5 separate regions of the Homo sapiens genome follow, and all the other regions are linked to region 4. A link is a loop called in an ENCODE intact Hi-C map of the cell type or tissue named here. Cell type or tissue: HepG2. All regions are shown on one strand.

Region 1 (5,000 bases), 60 kb after region 4:
CCATCTTGAGTTAATTTTTGTATAAGGTGTAAGGAAGGGGTCCAGTTTCTGTTTTCTGTATATGGCTAGCCATTTTTCCTGGCACCATTTATTAAATAGAAAATCCTTTCCTCATTGCTTGTTTTTGTCACATTTTTCAAAGATTAGATGGTTGTAGATGTGTGGTGTTATTTCTGAGGTCTCTGTTCTGTTATATTGGTCTATATATCTGTTTTGGTATGAGTTTCATGCTGTTTTGGTTACTGTAGCCTTGTAGTATAGTTTGAAGTCAAGTAGAGTGATGCCTCCAGCTTTGTTCTTTTTGCTTAGGATTTTCTTGGCTATATCTACAAGGAACTTAAACATATTTACAAAAAAAAAAACAACCCCATCAAAAAGTGGGCAAAGGATATGAACAGACACTTCTCAGAAGGAGACATTCATGCGGCCAACAGACATATGAAAAAAAGCTCATCATCACTGGTCATTAGAGAAATGCAAATCAAAACCACAATGAGATACCATCTCACGCCAGTTAGAATGGCGATTAAAAAGTCAGGAAACAACAGGTGCTGGTGAGGCTGTAGAGAAATAGGAATGCTGTTAAACTGTTGGTGGGAGTGTGAATTAGTTCAACCATTGCGGAGGACAGTGTGGTGATTCCTCAAGGATCCAGAACCAGAAATACCATTTGACCCAGCAATCCTATTACTGGGTATGTACCCAAAGTATCATAAATCATTCTACTATAAAGACACATGCACACGTATGTTTATTGCAGCACTATTTACAATAGCAAAGACTTGGAACCAACCCAAATGTCCATCAGTGATAGACTGGATAAAGAAAACGTGGCATATATACACCATGGAATACTATGCAGCCATAAAAAAGGATGAGTTCATGTCCTTTGCAGGGACATGGATGATGCCAGAAACCATCATCCTCAGCAAACTAACACAAGAACAGAAAACCAAACACTGCAGGTTCTCACTCATAAGTGGGAGTTGAACAGTGAGATCACATGGACACAGGGAGGGGAACATCACACACTGGGGCCTGCCGGGGGGTGGGGGACAAAGGGAGGGAGACCATTAGGACAAATACCTAATGCATGCAGTCTTAAAACCTAGATGACGGGTTGATGGGTGCAGCAAATCACCATGGCACATGTATACCTATGTAACAAACCTGTACATTCTGCACTTGTATCCCAGAACTTAAAATAAATACATAAATAAACAAAAATAAAGGTGTCTTTAATTTTGAAAAACTTACAAATTCTAAATGTTGTTCCTGGTAGATGTTTCTGACTTCTGTCCAAGATGGTGCTTCTGAGCCCTACTGGACTCCTTTGGTCTTCTTTTTTTACTGAGGGTGGCATTTGCTAACTTTTTACCCTGTGTCAGATCTTGCGTGTGCTATGACCCATTTCTCAATTGAGTTTCCATCCCTTTCAGATAGGCCTGGAGATGTGATTAGGATAGGAGAGCAAGTTGGAAGTTTTGTTGTTGTTGTTGTTGTTGGCTCTTGGTTGTCTCAAGTGAGCAATTTGCGTTTTCAGGGAACCACAACCTAGGAACTGGAGCCACATATGTCTCAATGGAATCACAGCCCCTCATCCGCATACCACAAAAAAAATCCTTCTCTCCTAGTGGGAGGAAGGGAATGAATTGCAGAGAAACATGGGGAAGGAGAAAAAAAAAAGAAATTATTTTTGGCAAGTTTAGATTCCATAAGCATGTTAACAGTTGTTGAAAGTTTTTAACAGGCAGATAGAATGGAGGGTTAAAAACTAATTATTACTTCCACAATTCTGTAAATTTAAATAAGGATATTGCAAGAACTGCCCCGATACTCATTATAATTCTGGTAAAATTAAAGAACATGAAGATCTCTTAAAATGCACCTTTTTAAAGAAAGCTACCCAGACGGAACTGTGAAGTAAATCTGAAGTTACTTGTAATTCCGGCAGCCTCACTACCAAGCTCTGTAGCTCTGGGATACACAGCGTCTTGTTGTGGGATACATTCCATTCTGTTTTTTTCACCTGCACAGTGAGGAGGTTATATCATTACTTAAAAACTTCTCCAGTTTTGAAATTTTATTATCCCATCTTTCCATTTTCCACTAGTGCTTCATTTAAAAATAAATGAATCCAGAATTAAGCAGCCCCACCCATTTTCTAGGGACGCATTTTTTTTTTTCTTTTCAAATAAAAGTGAGTTTAACTCAAACTTGGCCTGCGCATACCCTGCCTCTTTTTAACTTTGGAGATAAGCTTTCTTTTCTGAAAGCTTATATTAACACAATAGCCAACAGGTGGCGCTGCAGGCCTGTGCCAGTTTACAGTCCTTTGACATCTGTGTTTTTTTATAGTAGTAGAATACATACATCTCTGTATTTCTTCAACCCAAAATAACAGGGTCTAGTGAAATAACCTACCCTGTACTAAGTATAAGCCCCAATGATTAATAATCTATTATCTGCTTGCAAATGAATCTGACAGTGGTAGAAATTTATCACCCGAAAAACTTGACACTTATAGTTGCTTGTGTATCTTGAAAGGGGCAATTTTAGGTACACCAAAAGGCATATTCCAGTCCAGAAACATATAGTATGATGCTATTCTTGTAATGATGAAGACAAGGAAAGGTGTTGTATCTATTTACATATCATCATTCATCAGCCAAATTTGCAATGCTTCCATTTTTAATCAAAGATTTGTTGCATTAGATCTGGTAGTATCCTTGGTCATAACTGAAAACACACAAGCTCGTGTTATAGATGGACTAGCAGAAGATCCACAAATGTTGTATGATCCCTAAGAAACCATGGCTATTTAATAGCATATCTCAAATGATAATTGAGATCTCTTCTAAGCCCACCTTGTCTTGGGAGAACCTGAGCTCATTGAAGGTAAGTTCCCGGACTCAGGCAAATCCCCATCTCAATTTCTCCAATCTGTAAATAAATAAGTAAATCTATCTTTGGGATTTGCCTGATTTGCCTTTCACATTCACTAGGATAGGTTACAAACGTTGGAAACTGTTACTCTATGATTGTCAGTTCCAGAAAATCAGCTTGGCTTATGATTCAGCAAAACAATCTGCAGGCACACTTTTATGACACAATCTATACCTCCTGGACAAGTTGTACCAAATAAAGAACTTGCCTAGAATTCCTTCATTCAAGATCAATAAACTGACAAAGAGTGCAGCTGTTTAAGCCTTTAATCTACAGAGGAGCAGAGAAGCTAGCAGTGAAGGTGGATGGTGAGGAAACATCTGCTTTTCCTCTTTCTGTCATCAAGTATAGGGCCTCTTCAGGGAAACTCCCACTTGCTCCAACTGATCTGCAGCTTTGACTTCCAAAAGGGACTGATTCTGACCTCCCTCTCACCTCTGACTTTCAGCCTTGCCAACCTCTGGGATCCTGGAGATAGCTTAATAAAGGTCATCATCACTCAGATTAACCTGTTTTCTAAATTGCTGTTGTTTGAAATGGTTTAAGCAGCTGCCTGGGAATGTGGAGAAGCGTAGACTGAAGATCTGGAGTATTGGTTTGGTTTGTCATTATCCTTCCCCTGTCTCATCCCAGAAAGAGTGAACCTGTGGACGTTCCAACAAACCATAATGCAGAAAGAGTGGATATTTGTCTGTCAAGTTCTAATTAATAATAATGATAGCTAATAGTATATATCAAGTATATTTCTTTACTTTTTACCACAACTTTAGTGACTGGTTTTAGTAATTCCTTTGCAGCTGTGAAAACTGAGATTAAGATAGGTCTAATTATTTGTCTGAAGTCACAGTCTTAAGAACTAACCAGTATACTAGCTGCAAGTGACTCATATCACTATAAATGGTGGAACCAGAATCCAATTTCGAATTTGTCTAACTCCCTAGGTTTTTTGCTAGTGAGCTGACTGAAATGTATAGCCATTGCCTGGAAGCACAATAATCTAGAATAATATGGTATTTTAAAAATGCTAAATCCAGCTGTCTTAGTATAAACCATAGCTCCTTAAGATGTATTATTTCATTAACTTATTTATTTTTTTTTTCTTTTTTGGTTTGTTTGTTTGTTTTTGAGACAGAGTCTCCCTCTGTCGTCCAGGCTAGAGTACAGTGGTGTGATTTCAGCTCACTGCAACCTCCGCCACCCGGGTTCAAGCGATTCTCCTTCCTCAGCTTCCTGAGTAGCTGGGACTACAGACATGTGCCACCATGCTTGGCTAATTTTTGTATTTTTAGTAGACACGGGGTTTTACCATGTTGGCCAAGCTGGTCTCGATCTCCTGACCTCGTGATCCACCCACCTTGGCCTCCCAAAGTGCTGGGATTACAGGCGTGAGCCACCACGCCCAGCCAACGTATTTCTTTTTTGGTATATCTGTTGTGTTCTTAATGAAGAAATACATAATGTTCTTAATGAAAAAATAAATACATAAAAGAAATGCAGTGTGCAGTCACATTGTTGCAATACAAAGCACCTTTTCAAAATTCAGACATCTAGGCCTGTGAAACCTGAGTGGGAAGTGCAGCTTCAAGGATCAGGGCCCTGGGTACAGAATAAAGTCAGACACTTGAAATTTAAATCCCAGTTTTTTTCTTCTCTATGGAGAATGATTTTTCTATGTTTGTTCCTGAATTCAAAAGTAAAAAACCAGAGAAGCCACAATTTGCATCTTCCCTCTTGTGCACCTGGGGAAAGTATCACACAGATGCAGATTGAATATGTTTATATCGCAAAAAGGAAAATGATGATCATATTTCAACTCAGATGTGATCCATTTGGGTGATTGAGTTTTACGATTTCTTTCTGTTTTCTTCCCAGATAAGTTCTGCAACAGTCAAGAATGTTAATGGCTACACGAAAAACTTCTATTAGCTTAAATTAGTAAGGGTTTATTTTTCTCATGTGGCAACAATGTTAGATATAGGGAACTGCCGGTATTGTTCAGCTGGAAGGTGTCAGTGCTGACTTTTATGACTCTCAATCTCACTTTCAGATTTGGG
Region 2 (5,000 bases), 85 kb before region 4:
GGTTTTCTTTTCCTGTTGAGAAAAATCCCTGTTAAGAAACCCAGGATAATCAAACTACATCTTAACATAATGGGCTCAGGCTTCAATACTTCTCTTTACTAAATAGCATTCATTGGCTACCATGGCCTATGCACCTGGCCCTATATTTTATTTCCTCTGACTTAAGCTGTCCATTTTTCTTGCAGGTGGAAAATTACTAATATTAATACAGTCTTGGACCAGCTAATTAAGTGCAATGAGCCCTCCCAATGGGTGCAGAGCCTAATTGCATTTGCAAGCAGCCACCTGCAGGCATAAACTGTCGGCTTAACACTGCACATGGAGGGGGACAGCCAAATCTTCTAATACTGTCCAATTGTCCCTAAGGATATTGAATTTTTCAGAACACTCTGTGTGTGTGTGTGTGTGTGTGTGTGTGTGTGTGTGTGCGCGCACGCGCGCAAGTACTTGACACTCTGTGTGTGTGTGTGTGTGTGTGCAAGTACTTGATTTGTGCATACAAAACAGGGAATGTGGATGAGAAGGCAAAGAAAGATGGAGAATGGCAATAATCCCTATTCCAACCTAACCATAAAATTCAAACCCTTTGAAAATATATTCTTAAAATCATTACAAATGTATGCTCCCACTGTAGCATCCTAGTTATAATCTCTTCCTTAAAGAAGTTTGGAGCCCAGTTGTATGCCTAAAAATTACCATTAACTTACACAATACTGAACAAGCCAGGGCTGGTTTAAGTAGTATGCCTGCCTGTTAAGTTTCTTACTGAGTCATTCACAATGAAGCTGATTCAGGAAATATGGAGTGAGACAAAGTAAAGGAAATGGTGAAGATATTTCTTTATTTGGAATTTTCCTGTGTTCTATTCTTCAGGAAAAATTTGACCTACTTTGAAAAAAAAAAAGTGAACCTCCCTTGATTTTATTTGTATGAACTGAAGTAAAATACTAACCAAAGATTTTAGGGATTTTTTTTTTTTTTTTGTGAAACATCTTGGGCAGAGTAAAACTATAATTACAACTAATCAGGGTAAAATAATGGTGACCCATTGAGCTGAATATGCTGTAAGTGATCTATGACCTTCTGAATAGAAACCTATCTCCTATCTGAATTGACTTCCTTCTAAATGATAATAAAAAAATCTCTAGCAATCTAGATTGGCAAGATAGGTTATTTATTATAATGTGGGAAGCAGGAGAGAGAATTTGTTTGATAATTGTAGTTTCAGGCTGACAGTAATTAAATACTTCTGGGCCCTCATTGAAGAGAATACATTTTATAAGTCTCTGTCCCAGGAAATCAATATCATTCTTTTCTACCTCTGCCCTTTACTTCATCTCTTGGTTTACTTTTTAGTAATTTTTCTCTAACAGTTTCCTCTTCTTGCTTTCGCCATCTTAGAAGTCATGAAGAGCTCTGATGATGTTACTGGGTAAACAGCCTTGGCCTGAGGTTGAAGCAAGGAAACTCTGGAGTTCAACAAAGACACCAGGCCTGATGACCAACACTGTAACTACTAGACAGTGATACTGGACAAAACAACCAATCTCTCTGGCATCAGCATCATCAGTGATAAAATCAGAATAATGATAATTCAATCTTCATAGAGTTGTTGATAGAATTCAGTGATGTGAATTATGAAAAGCAATTAACTAACATAGTGCCTGACACATTAGAACTGCTTATAAAAGGATGGGAACTTTTACTATCATTTCCCAGGGACCAAATGAACACTCTCTTTCTTAATAGCACTGGAACCTCTGAGCTATCTTGAGACTTTACTTTAGGGAGTAGATATGTGTTATTTTGGTAGTAATTTTTAAACAAGATGTAATTGCATACAATATTCTTAAGAGTTGAGTGTGATTAGCGTATGTACTAATAAGATATATAAATATATACACATACATGTGTATATGTGTTGTGTATATGTGTGTGTGTATATATATATATATATATATTATATATAATTTGAAGAGTAACACCCCAGTTAAGATATAGAGCATTACCATCACCCTAGAATGTTCCCTTGAATGTCTTTCCAGTCTATGCCCCCACCTCCATAGTCGACCACTATTCTGATTTTTATTCCATAAATGAGTCTGCCTATTCTTGAACTTTCATATAGGTAGAATCAAACAGTAAGTACTCTTTTTTTCTGGATTTTCAAGCTCAATATAATGTGTGTGTGATTCATCCATGTTGTTGCAGATGTAGATCTCAGGTCAGGCCACTTATTTCTTTTTATTCCTGAGATATTCCTTTATGCCAATATATTATATTTATTTTTCTGTTTTCTTGTTGTTGGACGTTTGGGTTGTTTCCTGGGTTGTTTGTAACTTTAAAAGTTTATGCCATTTTTAAAAACTTCAAAAGAGATGGTATGGTATAAATAATTTTGCATTAGTTGGCTTTATTCTACACCTTATGAATAGAGTACAAGCATCTAATAAACATAGATGGTAGGCTTCGGAGTGGAACATTAGATTTAGATTCCAAAATGGTGCATGTACAGCCTTAGCTTCCTGGGACTCTTTATTGTCTGACTGCCACTAGAAGGTTGGCTGGCTCCTGCCAGGAAAACATTGTTGCATTTACCCTGAGTGGACCTTTTCTGTGTGTGCCCTCAGAGCACTTAAGAGAACATAGAGCTGTCACTTCTCAAGTTTACTCACCAGGCTATAAGCTTTCATTATACCTATTTGGTAACAAATGTTTGCATAGTGACAGAATTTGGTCTTAGACTCACTTTTATTGCAACCTGGTTATGAGACAGCAAAGAGGCCAATGCCCTCTTATACTACCAACAACAAAAGCACTTATAGTTACCAAAAAATGAATGATAATTATGAATGATAATTGGCTCAATACCTATTGGCTCAATACAGAAATAATATATTTCAGGTAACTTAAGTATAAAACAAAATCATTATAAAGAAATTGCCATTTTTTTTTTCTACTGACCTAACCACCCTCCTACGGCACCAGGTAAGAATTTTTCTGTGCCAAGGGTTTGTGGTTTATACTATCAAATGCACATTAAAATTTAACTTCCCATTTTCAATTAAATAGAATTGAGTCACAGTCAGTACATATCCAGAAAGGTTCACATCTTGTGATGCACTTATAAATCTGATCTTGTAAGTCCCCAAATCATATCTGCTTTCATGCATTTGTTTCTTCATTTCCTGCCCAAAGAATGTTTGGAGGATTATTTTGATCCTACTGTAGTTTAAGACCATGCCCTTACATGACTTAGTTTATTGAATATTTTGCTAGCTTATTTTTATTTTATTTTATTTTAAAGTTGTTAAGAACCAGTGGATTGTTAGTTGAAATATGCAGGGCTGCATTCCCCCATCCCATTACTACCTTTATTTCAAGTGAAAGTTTGCCATTCATAGTGCCTTTGCTTCCTAATGACCTCATTCATACCAAAATTGGGACCTGGAAGCTGAGGCCCGGATTTTTCTCTGACTCAGTTTCCTGTGTTCCAAAAAAATTCCTTTTCCTATATTAATTGTTATTCTTCTTTTGTTAAGACTTAAGTGGTTTTAAGGTAAATTCTCATGTTACCCTCTAATGCCAACTTGAGCTGTTTAAAATATCGGAAGCGCTCCCACAAATGAATTGTGTTCCCACAATTTCCTAGCATCATTCATTGCTCTCATTTCACAGATGCAAACACAAAAACACATCCTTTTGTACATAACAATCATAAATACTTTCCCAAGGTCAGGAATATTTCTGTCAGGAAAGCCCTATTTTACCAAAGAACAGGATGTTTTGATAAACTAAATATTCTGAGAATTATCATATGTACCTATCAAGGTTTCTATTGTGAAGCCTTCTCTCTCTTCACTGAGAAAGAAGTCGGCCCTTTATCTGTCTTCCTTGCTTCCTAATCTCCCACCCAAGAGGTTCAACTATTGGCTTAATGATTCACTAATTGTGAGAGATGGTGATTTATGATATTAGGGAAAAAAAAGGAAGCCTTTATAGTTGAAAAAAAATTAAGATTGTTCTCATGTTTTAATCCTACATCTATTTCTGGTCTGACTCTAGTCTTGCTTTGTTTTATTTTTGCATTTGACTGTCATCTTGATGTTTACTTCGGTCTACTTTAGAATCCTTGTCTTCATTCTGGCTTTTCTGCTTGTCAGTTTTGGGTTGGCTTTATTTATTTATTTTGTTTGGGGGCAGGACATAATCTCTTGCCCTCAGGCAAAATCAGTTGCTGACTCTCCCCCGTTTTTTCTCCAGGGTCTAGGTCACTTTATTAGCATATCTTTCATGTTTAGGTAAGACTGCTGTCGCTTTTTGAGAAGTTAGTAGGTATCCTGTGGATAAAAAGTGATATCAGGCTTTTTTTTCCTTCTCTCTCTCTCTCTCTCTCTATATATATATATGTATATCAAAAATATTAAGCACATGGATATGATTCTTATACGATAATTTGTCTTTCAAAATGATACGAAACACAAGAAGGTACATGCAGTTGATGTGATTATGACACATTGCTCTATTATGCCCAGGAAAGACTGTTTGATGAAGCCTGGATTTTTCATAATTCAGAATCTGGCTCAGCTACCTGGTCTTGTCAACTTCCAAAAGTGACTCACCAGTGACTCAGACTCAGAGGATTGTACCATGCGAAGCTTGAGCCCCAAAGGCTTTGGAGTGAAACAGGCTGGTCCAAAGTTTTAGTTCAGCTGAGATATCCTAAGTGTATTATTTGCAGGTTGAGATTTGATTATGAGAAATGAAGATATCTACCTTATAACATAGTTTAAAGGCAAAATAGTCTAATATATACACAAACACATATAGAGGCAAGATGAAGTAAAAATGGTAGCTGTGGTTGTTCTGAGAATGATTATAAAACAGAATTTGTAGAAAGAGACATATTGTTAAGAGGCTTATATAACTTACATAAGACAAAAATTATATTAGCCAAATTACATTTAGTAACTTTGTTGTATAAACATAGAAGAGCAGAA
Region 3 (5,000 bases), 60 kb before region 4:
ACAGAGGGCATCCTTGTCTTGTGCCAGTTTTCAAGGGGAATGCTTCCAGTTTTTGCCCTCGCAGTATAATGTTTTATGTGGGTTTGTCATAGATGGCTTTTGTCATTTTGAGGTATGTTCCTTTAATACCTAGTATATTGAGTGTTTTTAACATGAAGGGGTGTTGACTTTTATTGAAAGCCTTTTCTGCATCTATTGAGATAATCATGTGGTTTTTGTCTTTAGTTCCATATATGTGATAAATCACATTTATTGATTTGCAATATGTTGAACCAACCTTGCATCCTGGGGATGAAGTTTACTTGATTATGATGGATTAACATTTTGATGTGCTGCTGGATTTGGTTTGCCAGTATTTTGTTAAGGATTTTTGCATCAATGTTCATCAAGGATATTGTCCTGAAATTTTCTTTTTATGTTGTGTCTGCCAGATTTTAATATCAAGATAATGTTGGCCTCATAGAATAAGTTGGGGAGGAGTCCCTCCTCCTCAATTGTTGGAATAGTTTCTATAGGAATAGTACCAGCTCTTTTTTGTACATCTGGTAGAATTTGGCTGTGAATCCATCAGGTTCCAGGCTTTTTTTGGTTGGCAGGCTATTGGTTACTGATTCAGTTTTGAAGATTGTTATTGGTCTGTTTAGGGAATCAGCTTCTTCCTTGCTCAGTCTTGGGAGGCTGTATATGTCCAGGAATTTATCCATCTCTTCTAGGTTTTCTAGTTTGTGTGTGTGTATGTGTTCATAGTAGTTTTTGATGCTTGTTTTCATTTCTGTGGGGTCAGTAGTAACATTCCCTTTATTATTTCTAATTGTGTTTATTTGTTTTCCTCTTTTTCATTCTAATTTAAAACTGTAGATTTTCTTTGGCTCTGCTTGAACTCAGACATAGTCATGGTGGTTAAGATTTTTGTGGAAATTGTTATCTTTCCATTTGGAACTGATCAAAGTAGCTGTTTTCTCACCTCTTTCCAAGTTAGACATCTATTGTAAGAGTTTGTGTGTGTGTGTATGTCTGTGTCTGCGTGTGCGTGTGTGTGTGTGTGTGTGTGTGGTGGAGGGGGTGTTTATTTTCCATTTTCCTTCCATTGCCTCTTACATATTTCTTTGGAAAGCAGGGATTGGATATTAGTTTTATTTATATTTGGATATAATACCTCAGAACATTAGTTTTCTATTGACAAGTTACAAATTACTACAGTCCTAGTGCCTGAAAACAACACACACATTGATTATCATACCGTGTCCATGGATCAAGAGTCAGGAATGGCTCTGCTGGAACCTCCACTCACCACTGGTGAGCTAGGAACAAGTTGTTCGCTTTATTAGAAAATTGTCATATTTAGTTTCCTCGTGGGCGTATAACTAAAATCCCCATTTTATAACTATCTTCCAACCATGGACCACTGTCAGCAGCTAGAGGTCACCTTCAGGTTCTTACTTCCTGAACCCCATAGGTCATTTACAACATGGCTGTTTGCTTTCTTCCAGGCCAGCAGGTTCTCTCTTTGACTCCTCACTTTATTCCATTTGATTAAGTTAGGACCTTCCAGGATAATCTCTTTTGGCTAACTCCAAGTCAACTAATTAGTAACCTAATCACAGGAGTGACATCTCATTATATTCACTGGTTCTACCCAGTTAAAGTAGGTTAGGGGATTATAAGGCATGCGTGTACACAAGGGAGTGGGAATTTGAGATCCCTCTTAGAATTTTTTTCAACCACACTCAGCCTTGCTAATTTTTAACATTTTCAATCTTTCTTACTGGCAACAAACTCTTTCTATATCCTCATGATTGCTGTTAGTTTATTTTAGCTGTTTTTTTAAAATGTTTGTTTACTTACATTTTCCTCTTAGGTTATAAGAAAAGGAGGATCTTGAGGTCAACACCTCTGTGGATTTTCAGTAATCCCTTTCATTTTATTCCCCTGTAGCTCCTTCAGAATTCACACTTAAGTCATGAATACTGTCATGCCAGGAAAACAGAAGGGGGTTAACCTTAGAATAAAGAATTATAAAGAGAGTACAATATTTGGGAAGTTTCCACCAAAGAGAAAAGGCAGGTAAAAGCTTTTCATATAGGAGAAGAAAAGAGATTTGAATGAATCAATACTAAAGTAAAGATAAAGCTTGTGACCCTCAGTAACTCAGTGCACCCTCCCATGAGTGCCAAGAACAAAATGGACAGTGACTGAGAAGGTGTCAGTCATGAGGTGTGAGGTGAGTGCTGAGTCCCTGCCCATCTGCTCAGTAAAAAATATCTGAACTGGTGCCAAAGCAGCAATGTGGGGAAATGAAGTCTTTACTGCTCCAAGAGGCCAGCCAGTGAGTTACAGCATCTGTGACACTTCAGAAGAGAATGCAAGGAGGTCAGAACTCTATGCCTAGAAAACAGGCAAAATGAGCTACATTTCATTTATGGGTCAGTGAAGCCATGGAGAAACATAGCATGAAGGCAGGAGATTCCCTGAGGCTATAGGAGATTTCCTATGTGTCCAGATGCCATCTTAGGAAGGTGGAGAAGAGAAAGCTCTTTCAGACAGAAATGAAAACCTCATTTTACCCCCAAATAAGATTGTTTACAGTAGGAAAGACTTTATTACTTATAACTGGAAATAGCTTCTGCTGTCAGTGGAAACAGAAACAGAAGAAAAGGTTTGTATTTGTTATAGAAATAGAGAAACTAAAGTTCATATGTACACTCTAGGTTGTGTTGCACTAAATTTTGACCCTACTCTAAATGTATTATCTCATTTAATCATTTCATAAACCTTACTATTATTCTCATTTTAGAGCAGATAGTACTGAGATTATAGGAATGTAGATAATTTGGGCAACATCACAAAGCTAGTAAGTCATAGATGTAAAGTTTTGTTTGACCGTAAAGCTGTCTATTTTAATCATCTGGCTTAACAATATAAGAGATATATTATTTTAGTGACAATTTAAGTGACACCAACATGAGTTTCATTGGAGTCAATATATGAATTCCTAATTGGGACTTCAAATATTCAGAAAGCATGTTAATTTTTAAAGTTTAAAGGAGAATATTGAAATTCAAGGTGCTTTTCTTTTTCTCTATGTCTACATCACAACTTAGTCATTGGTCCTGCCTGCAGACAGTAAAGTCAGCCTACACTAAAGACTCCTTCTTCAGAATCATTCTGATCCCTCAAAATGGTGTTACATGCCATTTTTTTTTTATTTCTTCACTGTTTGGTACCATATAGTACCCCTTATCCAGACTTACCACTGTGCAAGAGCACAAGCCTAGGGAGACCGATTTAGGAACTAAAACCAGTCTACCTCCACTGGCCAAGCTTTGGCACAGAAAGACACCCACTTGATAAGTCAGTGGTGGCCATGACAGTATCTCTGAATAGGAAATGGCTATTTACCCAAAGTCCCACCCAGACTGTAGATCTTTGAGGACTGGCACTGCCTTGGTCTTTACTTACCCATTTTATCCTGTTATTTATTACTTCTTTTCTGGATGATTTTCATGCTCTTTTTTGTATCAACCTTTTTGTTATTTGTCTGTGTCAGTTATTTTATTCATAGGAAAGAATGCTTGACTTGCAAGGCTGAACCATGGTAGGCATATACAAACTACTGTGGTTTTAATTTAGGGGCAATAAGTGTAAAAACATTCTGATGTATTTATTTGAACAAAATGGAAATCAAACATTCTAAAAAATATATCTTTTCATAGTCTAAAATTTGTCTCCCAACAAAGTCTATTCAAGGATGCATCAATATTTTGAGTTCTGGCCTAGGTATTCAGCCAAAATATATTCTTTTCCTTTGGCCTCAGCATTGGCCTTTGAAGGATTTGGGCTAAAGATTCATGTATAATTTCATACCATATCTGATATCCTTCAGCATGGTTGGGCACAGTCACGTGATCACATGCATTACTGTCATACTGAAACAGCATCGCCAAGTTAGTAAAATGAGCTAGGTATTTCATCCTGATTCATTGATTCTTGTACATACGATGAAACTCTGGCAGTTATTTGATTATAAATGTACATTTATTCTCCAACCATAAAATGCTACAACAATTAATAGTGATTTTGAAAAATTTTAAGAACCTTTCAACAATGAAATGAATGGAGAAATGATTGACAGAAAATACTAATGCTATGAGATTATGTTAGCTACATAACTTGGGAAGAATATTATATTCTTCTAGGATCAGAATATATTTACAAAAGTAAAATAATAATACAAGGTAAAAAACATTTATATGGTATTTCTGATCTTCATAAAATTATTTGGTGTATTAGTACTCACAACATTAAAAAAGATAGCATTTAAAAACTATATTTAATTTTCACTTATTTAATTATACTTAGGCTATGAGTCTGTCAAGAAAAGCCTTATTGAGGAATTGTTCTCATTTTGTGAGAATGAGTCAAAAGAAGAATGTCAACTTTTTCAACTTTTTATAGAATGGAAAATCAGGAAAATGTCATGCGATTGTTATTGACAAAAGAACAAACGTAAAAGCTGTGAATAATTCAGGCATCACAAGCATTCAGTTTTTTCACTCCTCAGTTTTGTGTTTGGAAAGTTATTATAGAAATATATAATATAACAGATTTTCTATCTGTGAGAAGAAAGATAATAACCATTTTCCTCGTTCTACTTAAGCCATAGACAAGCTCTATGGCATGCTAGAAATGTTGAAACTTCTTGTTTGTACTTTTACAAATATTGAACCAAATGAAATAGCAACTATTACATGTTTAAAACAAAAATTGCTTGAAATAAAGAAACCTTTAGTACTGAACTTTGTAAATATGAAAATCAAATTAACAACAGACGACTACTTGAAAAGAAGATAGTTTATGTATTGGAATCTATTGTACTAAAGGATAAAATTAATGATGTTTCTTGAGAGTGAAAATATTTCTTATGTGTATCTTATAAAAATAAAGAATAATCATTCCATTATTCTGGGAAAGATGCATGGATGGAGGGCAACTTTGTGGAG
Region 4 (5,000 bases):
CCTTAAATGAAGTAAAATTATATCAGCTTTTTAACTTATAAACATGGCATTTGGAATATTCTGGGCCCTGTGCTAAGCATTATTGGACTTTATCCAATCCAGCATTGCCTGGGCTTCTGAATTAGCTTTCTCTTTCTTTCTAACACTCTTTAATTCCCTACACATACCACTTCCCTTTTATGATAATCCCAGGTAACAGGTATCTGAGGTTAGAATGCTGGTGCCTCCTCAAAGATACCAAAACCAGCTAGGTAGCACCACTTTCACCTCAGAAGCATGGGTCTTATCTAAAATGTCTGCTCACAGATTGACCGTGTTTGGGCAGAAAACTGAGATGGAAGTGTCGGTCCTGACCAAGAATAAGAGGGCCTAAACCACCCTAAAAACTGAGAGTGAGCTATTCTTCTGGAGTTTGTTTTTTAAAAATACTCCTAGTACAAAAGGACAAGTATCAAATTTACCTACTCAGAAACTAGGTTTCTGCCATTGTGTAAATTTTCACCACCAAGCTCCTCCTCCAGGCCACCTACTCTAATATACCAGAACCTAGTCCTGTAATTATATGGTGAATTTCTCGGAATGCTTCGGCAACGTCTTGACATTCAATCATGTATACTTCATTTTGGGACTGAGCTGGACTACACTGCAGAGAGTTTTAGAGACTCTTTCATGCTAGGAATAATAAAGGAAACAGTTATTTTAAGTGCAATTAATGAAGTGCCAGAGGATTCCATTCACAAAAGAATGCAGGGGGAAAGATATTATTTGGTTGTGAATTCACTTTGTCCTTCCAGGCTCTACAAATCTTCAGAAACTTTAAAATTCCAATTCTGTGATAAAACTTGGATGAGTTGCATAGAGATTATTTGATCTAATGTTGCAGGCAAGAAAAATAAGAACCAAGACATTTAAATGACTAATGGTGAGCTCATTTAACTGCTTATCAGCAAAGCTATTGGATATAACATTGATTTCCAATAGATAATTTATTTTAGGAACAGCAAGTATAATCCGTTGTTAAGCAGCACATCATATGGCAGGAGAATTGCAATTTCACAAGCATTTACTTGACATTGAACATTTAATTTAAAAGTTTGCATCAACTAGAAAGCCCCTAATGGAATATCTGGCTCAAGCTCCAGATGGCTTACTGCTCCTCCCTCACAATCTACCATGCCAATAAAAATGAACATTGTTACCCAAGCAGGTAGAGACAAACAGCATCATTTTCTTGCACAGATAAGTGTATGTGTAACTGTGGACACAGTTGTTTGTGTACCAAAATGAGATTTTCAAGAAGTGAAGATGAAATTATAGATCTGCAAACCTATATAATGTCCTAAGAAATGGCATGGTCTCAGCTACCCTGTTGGTATTTAACACTCAATATTTCAAATGCCAATATTTTGATATATTATTTAGTTGAGGAAAGGAGATACCACTATACCTGTGAGTCTTAATGAGAGTACCTTGCAAACTTTAATGTCAACTGGGGATCTTGTTTAAATCGCAGATTCAGGACCACGCGGTGGCTCACGCCTGTAATCTGAGCTCTTTAGGAGCTTGAGGTAGGAGGATTGCTTGAAGCCAGTTCAAGATCACCCTGCACAACATGGCAAGACCTCGTCTCTACAAAATAAGAAAAAAAAAAATTAGCCCAAGTGTGGTGGTGCCACCTGTAGTTCCAGCTACTCAAGAGGCTAAGGTGGGAGGATTGTTTGAGCCCAGGAATTTGAGGTAAGAGTGAGCTATTATCATGCCACTGCATTCCAACATGGGTGACACAGCAGGAGCCTATCTCTAAAAAAAGAAGGAAAAAAAAATTCAGATTCAGTAGGTCTTGGGTGGGGTCTGAGATGCTGCCTAGGTGGTGCTGTGCCATCGCTGTTGCTGCTGCTACTGCTTCTTGGACCACACTTTAAGTAGCAAGATCTAGTAGATTTGTATATGAAGATGAGTAGTGGAAAGACCCTGGAGGCAGAACTACAGGCACCTAAGCTTTTTTTCTACCACTTACTAGGTGAATAATCTTAGGACAATCCTTGAACCACTTTGAGGATAGTTTTCTCTTGAGAAAAATTAAATAATAATAATGATACTTGTTCCAAGCAAATGAGAAAATACATGGGCAAGTGGTTTTGAAAAGCCAGTCTATGTAAATAATTGCTAGCTATGGATATCATTCTGCTACGGACTCAATCTGAACTGTTAAGGGAAAATGCTTTATGGTTACTTGCTAGGGAAAAGTTTCTCAATAAAACTCAGAGAGTGAATTTTTCTCTATCTGAACTTGATAATCAAATTTCTAATAGATTTTTGGAAAGAAAGTGTCTTGAAGGACACTTTGAAGAGAAAGTGGCTTGGTGGCTAATGTGCCGACAAACACAAGAGCATATTTAACCTTCATGCACTGTGTTTGGTCTTCTTGAGGTTTAATTTAACTGATGACATTCATAGGCTACAGTGTAAAAAGTGAACCTGACAGTAATAACTGTGCAAGCTATTTGCTTTATTATAGACTTAGGACTTTGGAGTGCTTTCCAGACAATGGTGGGTCTTGAAAAGATGGTACTGCAAGCTGTGCAAACATACAGTGTGTGCAGGCAAACTTCTGCTTGGTTAATGGATATCTCACAGCTGAGCAAACCGAAGGGCTGTTTGTTAGGCCTCCTTTCCCTTCCATGGTAAACCAAACAGGAAAGTGAATTCCATTGGGATAACCCACAGGGTGCCTCTCTTAGGTAAACAGCAGATTTGTAAAAAGCTCTCTGTGCACACTGTCCCTGTTTACATCACAAATGACCTTCCTGGAGCATTTTAAGCTTCCAGCGCAGGTAATGGAAGGGATAGATTTATCTGTTACACTATAGCCCTCTTTATCTCCCTTGCCTCCTCCCTTCTATCCACTAAATAAAAGCAGTAAGACCACTCCAATTTATAATCTGTCCTATATTAATGGAATGGGAATGATTTCACAATAACAGCTGTAAAGAATCCATACAACTAATAAAAATGGGACCATACTTGATTCTGAGTGTCCTGATAATACTTCTTCACTAACAAGACAATATCTCAGCAATGCAAGAAGTGCTCAGTGTTTATTTTATAAAACTATCTGAAGACAAAAGCCAAGAATAATATGCTCTCTTGCATTAATAAAGAAGAGATTACCTCTAGCAAGCAGTTTAAAAATATTTGTTCTTATAGCTCATTGGTGAAGACCGCAGCCATCTACTCAGACCTTTGTTCAAATTCCAGTTTCATGTCTTTTCATTTGTATGATCTTGGATTATTTACTTAATTTCTTATACTTCAGTCTCATCATCTGTAAAATGGGGTAACACTAGCGTGCATGGAGTCATCGTGAGGCTTAAATAAGATATTTTATATATAATGTTTAGTACAAGACTTGGTACATAGTAAATGCTCAAAAATACTGCTTATTCTTACTAGCATTATCTGCATGCTAACCCACTGACTTCACAGTATTACCTACAAACTGATGGTATCCATTTTCTGGGGCCAGAAGTTTATAGAAGCAACCTCTAGGGTCTTGTGGATGTCTGCATTCAGGATATATTGATAGTCATAATGACAGCGGCTACCATTAATTGAGGAAGACAGAGCCAAGTGTTTTACATGTGTCAGTTCTCAGGACAGCTCTAAGATATTTCATCCTCATTTACAAATGAAGAAAGCAAGATGTAGAGACTGCTATGTTTTGATTATGGCTTGTCCTCTCCAAAACTCTTGTTGAAATTTTATCTCCAGTGCATGAGTGTTAGGAGCTGGGGCCTAATGGGAGATGTTTGGGTCATGGGGGCAGTTCCCTCATGAATAGATTAATGCCCTCCTGTGGGAGTCAATGAGAGCATGGTGTTAAAAAAGAGTCTGGCTTCCTCAGTTTCTCTCTTTTGTTTCCTTCCTTGCCGTGTGATCTCTCTGTACTTTCCCACTTCCCTTTCACTTTCCACCAAGAGTGGAAGCAGCATGAGGCCTTCACCAGAAGCTGAGTAGATGGCCTTGCCATGCTTCTTATACTTCCTAGCCTACAGAACTGTGAGCGAAATTATCCTCTTTTCTTTATAAATTACCCATCCTCAGGGATCCTGTTAGAGCAACACAAAAATGGACTAAGAGATGTGCCTGGAAGGTTGTAGAGTCAACATTTGAACTTCTGGATGTCAAACCTTTGTGCCGCTCAATCTGACATGCTAATTAACACACATGCTAAAGCTGATATGGTTCACACTTGGCTTGGGTTTACTCACACCCAACAGTTGTACACTGCTGAGAGTATTTGGAAACTTTCTGGTGTTCATATTCCTTCCAGAAAATGATAGAATTTAGGGAGGTTACAACACTCGATTTGTGAAAATAATTCCTTCTATCCAAAACAGAGGTTCCTAATTGTTTTAAGGACATGCTTTGACTTGTATGGAGAAAGATCTACAGAAAGCTTTCACTCTGACAGGGAAGACATCTCTGTCATCATCATTTATCCATAAGTCTTATTTTCATGTATCAAAACAAATACCCATAGCATGATTTCAGGCTTCCATGGCCAGCCAAATAAGGTCATCTCTACCTGTTCATCAGTGTCCAAGTTCCTTCAAGGAAGTACAAACCCATTCTGTTATCACAGATTATGCTAAACACAAATATCCCTGGAAAAAGCAGCAAAATGGCATGTTACAGACTGAGCATTTGTGAAATAAAAAAATATCGTGGCTTTTGAGTTCAGTAGACCTGAGTTTGCTATCTGAGTAAGCAAGTTTCTTTCAACTTCTCTCAGCCTCTTTAAGATAAGTCTAATAAAAATTACCTCATGGACCATTGCAAAGATCAAATGAGATAACATTTCTAAATCACTTAGCTGTTGGAATATAGTAAATGTAATAGCTGTAGCTATTATTATTTCTAGTTACTTTCCAGAGAGTCATTTGCAGTGAAACATAAGGCTTCTGGATTCCTGTGAGATACATGGAATCTTCTGGGGG
Region 5 (5,000 bases), 340 kb before region 4:
GAGTGTTTGTATGAATAAATGACATTGGTCCTCGCAACAATCCTATGAGGTAGATAGCATCATACATAGTCATTTTATAGGTGGGGAAACTGAACCAGAGAGAGGTTAAGAGATGGCAGAGTCAGAATTCTGGCTCAATACGACTGGCTGCAGAGCCCAGGCTCTAAGCCACTCTGTCATCTGCTGCCATGACACCAGCCACCTCTCAGTCTCTCCAACTAGGCTGTGATTTACTGAGGCAGGGACTGTGTCTTTAGCATTTTTAGCTTCTTGTGCCTGATCCATATTTTTTGCTCAATGAATACTAGTGAATAAGAGGATGGTTCAATGAATAAACTCTATAATTTGTAATATTTAAAAATTGGGACTTAGAAAGTTGTGAATTTAGGAAATAAAATCTGCATTGCCCACAATGCCTGACCACAAAATGAGGTTCATAATGCTCATCACAGAATTTAAACACCTGCACAGAACTTCCTCTTAAAATGATGAAAAATGCTTTGTAAAAGTGAAAATGGTAAAAACAAATGAAGACAGATTTCATTTCCAGAGAGAGACTTTATATCCTTTGTAGTTACATTCATAAATTTCATCCTGGTAAAACATTCATCTCGAATTCTTAATTTTTTAAGAAGGAAAATTACAATAAACCGTTTTAAATCTTTTTGTCAAACTCAGTATGTGCTTCCTTAAAAATAATGACACTCCTATTTGGACATTATATTCCAAGTGCCACAATCACTTAGTTTAATAGTTATTAAACAAACTATACACAAACCTTGGAAGCTAGACACTTCATCAAACATAATCAATTTCTTTAATTACAACAAATTGTTTTAATTATTCATTTCTCAAAAGTACAAAGCCACTTACCAATAAGGGTTAATTGACTTAAAAATATTTACCTTAAGGTGGATTTATTTGGTTGCTATCAGAAAAAAGATGATACTAGCACTTTTAAGAGTTCTGTTTAATGGGCATGTACTTCAAATTAATGGTATTACACATCTTAAAACATATACAATGTATATGCATTAATTATATTCAATAAATACTTGATATTTACTGGAAAAACTTTGTACCTTAATCAAAAATAAATATTTCAAACATATTGTAGCATTTGGAAAGGTCTTCTCAAAAGGCTGTACCCCTGGAAAGCTTCTGGAATTGCTTCAGCCAATCCTATTCTTCTTTCAACTCCAGAAGCTTTGTTAATTTGCATAATGGAGGTGAGAAATACATTTTCATTTTGGCCATTATTTGTGCTCAAAATATAAAGACTGGCTTACAGGATTGTACAGGTATGCCTCCTGTGACATGAATAGGGCATAAAATCTTACATCCTTTCCAGTAGAGCCATAGCCCTAAGTATCCAGTCCTGTCTTAAGCCATTTTTGTAATATTCTGACATTTGATCTCAGATTAACTGTATCCTACTGCTCAAAAATTTTCACATTTTTCTAAAGTGGTGATTTCCTGCAAAATACTATCACAGCATGCTGAAGGATCAAGAGTAAAGTCTTCACTTAGTTTACAGAAGAGGTCCATGCAGGTTTGCTAATAAAAATTTGTACATGTTGAGGAATTCAATCTGAGATTTATTTTTATTGTTAAATGTTACCTGGATAGCAAGGATGTGGGGAGACCTTGAGTTCTTATCCATTTCTAACTCCTCCCATCTACCAAACCTAACTAAATATTTGTCAATGACAAATTGACTTTGGTCAATTCACAACAGCTCTCTAAATGCAGAAACTTTAGATTAATGGCTAAGAAAGATTGCAAAGAATACTTGGTAACAAAACACTTATGCTTTAGTGTATCAGAGGTTAGGAATGCACAGTGTGATATGTGCTCTTGCATAATCATTTGCGCAAGTCTCCAGAGGATATTAATTATTAACCAACAGAATCATTTGAACACTCTGTGCCACTTTTACCTTCAGGCATTTCAAAGGGTTGCCTCCTTCCTGAACCTGACAATAGACTCATTGGTTATTGTTTAGAATTGTTTAGAATGGTAAATGCTTGTCTCTAAGTTATAAAAAACTGAACTGTCTGTTTCTCACTTAGTCATTCCTCACCTAAAGGCTCTCAGAATGCTGCCAGTTCTTTAGAATTCCAGAAAAAAATAGTTCAGAGAGGTTGCCTTTGATATTTTTTATGATCATTTTGCCTCCACGTGTAAAACAAACCCCTAAAAGACAGTTAAAACACTGAACTATTTTTGTAACACTCAGTGTTTTGACTAATTTTATAGATACCTTTTATTATGCTCTACTTTTTTTCTCCTCAGCCATCTGCTCTAATGAAACATATTTTTTCTCTATGGGGAGTACCCATGTTCCCTAGGACATTTTTCTCTAAGTAGAGAAAACTAGATCATGGTTTTACCATAGAATTGTTATACGTTTTCACATCAATCCTTTACATAAATATCTTACAAAAGGTAACAATTATGTACGTAAAATTCTACTCCTGGATGAAGTATATAATCTCTAGCTAGACCTAGAAAATAATATTGGTATAGTGTTTTCCAATTCACAAAGAGTCTCTGCATGTATGATCTTCTTCACTACATGTAAAAACTATATGATGTGAAATTATTAATCTATAATTATTATTTATATTATTATCAACATTTTACAGGTGAAGACATTGATATTCAAAGACATTAGTGACTTATCCAAGGCCACCTAGCTAGTAAATGCTAAAATACAAATTGTTTATCTGACTGCTCTTTCCTGTAGCCCTCATAGCCTTCTTAACCTTTCTTTTCTGTTGTCCTATATGTCAAACTTTATGCTAGTCTTTTACCTCTGTCCCCAGCTCAGGGTACACTGGTGTGCTTAAGTCCATTTGCAAAGTCCAAGCAATATCATTTGCTTCCTATCCAGAAAGGGTCCAGAAGTGCTCTGGAGCCAGAGAGCCCTGAGGGCATTGCTATAGCACATCCAGCATGGTGATCATCAGTTAACAGATGATAATCTACACATACAGAGGAGCCCGGCAGAGCTGCCTGCACAGGTGAGTCATCCCTCCGGTGAGTGGGGATGAAGACGGGCATCTTCTAGTAAAACCACTGCTCTTGGCACTCCATGATGCCCCTATGGTTGTCCTCTACTCATTCAAGTCCTCAGAGCCTCTTCGTTCTGAGAGCCACACTTGAACCAGCAAACTCCCTTTCAGAATGTGATTCTCTGCTCTGTTCTTATAAATGTGGCTTCTCTCTTCCTCACATACAAGCCTACAACATGCTTTTTTCCAAAACAGGAGATCCTGACCTAGAATTCATGGAATTAACTCAAATGAAGTGCAAACTGTTGTATGTATGTGCATAAGTATGTTTTTCTTTTCTTTTCTTTCTTTCTTTCTTTTTTTTTTTTAGACAGAGTCTCACCCTGTTGCCTAGGCTGGGGTGCATTGGTACAATCTCAGCTCACTGCAACCTCTGCCTCCTGGGTTCAAACGATTCTCCTGCCTCAGCCTCCCGAGTAGCTGGGATTACAGGCACCCACCACCACACCCGGCTAATTTTTGTATTTTTAGTAGAGAAGGGGTTTCAACATGTTGGCCAGGCTGGTCTCGAACTCTTGACCTCAGATGATCACCCGCCTCGGCCTCCCAAAGTGCTGGGATTACAGGCGTGAGCCACCATGCCCAGCCATAAGTGTGTTTTTCAGAAGAGAAGATTTTAGCTTTTATCATATTCTCAAAGGGGCCTGTGGAAAAAAAAAATTACTAATAATATTTAGAATGAGTGATAGATCTAGAAACCAAACTCAGACCATTTCACTCTAAAGTGCCTATTACTCATTTCTTTCTTGATTTTTCACTTTCTAACTGGGTGACCCTGAACAATTTGTTCAACATTCCTGAGTCCAATTTATTTTTGATAGTCATGCCAGACTTTCATTTCCACGAATATGGCATAGGCACATTTTTCCTATTCCTATTGATAAGTACAATAAAAGCCCCAGACATTATGTATTAGGCAAATGTAAGAAGACTATAAAAGGAGAAAATATAAAGACAAGCCAGTTCGGGATGCCTAGACCTAGTGAAATCACATGGCAGTAATTGTCGTGGGCTTCCTTTTTGCTTCACGTATCTCAGACATGAAGCTGCAGAAGCCGGAAACCTATAAATACCAATAGACAAAAGAAAAGAAAATTTAAGCTCCAACAAAAGCTTCTTCTCTCTAGCCAAACATTAGGAAAAAGGCAACCTATCAAGACAGAAACATTTTACACAATAACTTCTCCAACAAAATACCACATGAAATACTGTGGCCCCACACCTATCTATACCAGTAAAAGATGAACTCGGAGCCTAGATTTCCACCCTCGTGAGTCTGTAATGAGGAACCCTAACACTTCGACTAGGATAGCTTCAAAGAAGACCAAGTCAGAAGGAAGGATTTTCATCCCTGCTGTCCAGTAATGATATCCCCACTCTGCTCCCCTCTGCTTTCATGGTGGCAATGGAGACCACATGAGCAGCATGGACCACATCGAGCAGTAGCAAGATGTCTCTATCCTTCCTCACTGTGGTGGTATCAGAAGAAACCGATTGGAAATTTAGGACATTAACTATTGCCTAGAGTAATGAGGCCACTACCACATCAGTGGAGACCACTAGAGGAGCTGGAACTCCAACCTGTAACCAGCAATAATGAGATGCTTCCCTCCCCGCTGCCTCTACCACACAGGTGTCACTGGAGGTAAAGTGGGGGAACCCAGACCTCTTCTGGCAGTAACAAGGTGGTAACTACTGGCAGTAACAAGGTGGTAACTACTAGCAGTAACAAGGTGGTGCCTACCATCTCACTGAAGCAGTGTCAAAATATTAAAGCAAATGGTTTGTAATAAGATCGTAAATCATGTAACACGGTGCAAAAATGTCCAGGTTTCGATAGAATATGATTCATCATGCCATGAACTAGGAATATCTCAAACTTAATGAAAAAAAAGATAGTCAATAAATTCCAACACCGAGAAA

What was found. Hi-C counts contacts between places; a loop is a spot of excess contacts. Peaks named below come from ENCODE experiments on the same cell type or tissue, not always from the same donor. Only the 100,000 strongest peaks of a DNase experiment are listed, where the experiment ranks them.
Region 1: a loop joins it to region 4, with 5 times the contacts of the local background. A loop is called at or near these places in 2 of 110 quality-filtered maps.
Region 2: it touches region 4 in a loop (2.1-fold over the local background); 4 of 110 quality-filtered maps call a loop at or near these places.
Region 3: it touches region 4 in a loop (5-fold over the local background); 5 of 110 quality-filtered maps call a loop at or near these places.
Region 5: a loop joins it to region 4, with 7 times the contacts of the local background. A loop is called at or near these places in 2 of 110 quality-filtered maps.

The regions. Positions count from the first base shown.
Region 1 is chr3:30,196,594-30,201,593 of GRCh38, reverse strand. No RefSeq gene overlaps it. Among named protein-coding and RNA genes, the nearest start is that of RBMS3-AS1, 260 kb to the right of the region's middle. In HepG2, a CTCF peak has its summit at 2,295 (motif pointing right); a DNase peak (open chromatin) is centred at 2,303.
Region 2 is chr3:30,342,123-30,347,122 of GRCh38, reverse strand. No RefSeq gene overlaps it. Among named protein-coding and RNA genes, the nearest start is that of LINC01985, 170 kb to the left of the region's middle. RefSeq lists an enhancer at 3,821-5,000. In HepG2, no CTCF peak of the experiment used is centred here; DNase peaks (open chromatin) are centred at 2,642 and 4,622.
Region 3 is chr3:30,317,224-30,322,223 of GRCh38, reverse strand. No RefSeq gene overlaps it. Among named protein-coding and RNA genes, the nearest start is that of LINC01985, 200 kb to the left of the region's middle. In HepG2, a CTCF peak has its summit at 2,308; a DNase peak (open chromatin) is centred at 2,313.
Region 4 is chr3:30,256,725-30,261,724 of GRCh38, reverse strand. No RefSeq gene overlaps it. Among named protein-coding and RNA genes, the nearest start is that of LINC01985, 260 kb to the left of the region's middle. In HepG2, no CTCF peak of the experiment used is centred here; DNase peaks (open chromatin) are centred at 1,764 and 2,644.
Region 5 is chr3:30,594,308-30,599,307 of GRCh38, reverse strand. No RefSeq gene overlaps it. Among named protein-coding and RNA genes, the nearest start is that of TGFBR2, 9.8 kb to the left of the region's middle. RefSeq lists a cis regulatory region at 1,891-1,904 and enhancers at 1,825-1,969, 1,648-2,147. In HepG2, no CTCF peak of the experiment used is centred here; a DNase peak (open chromatin) is centred at 1,877.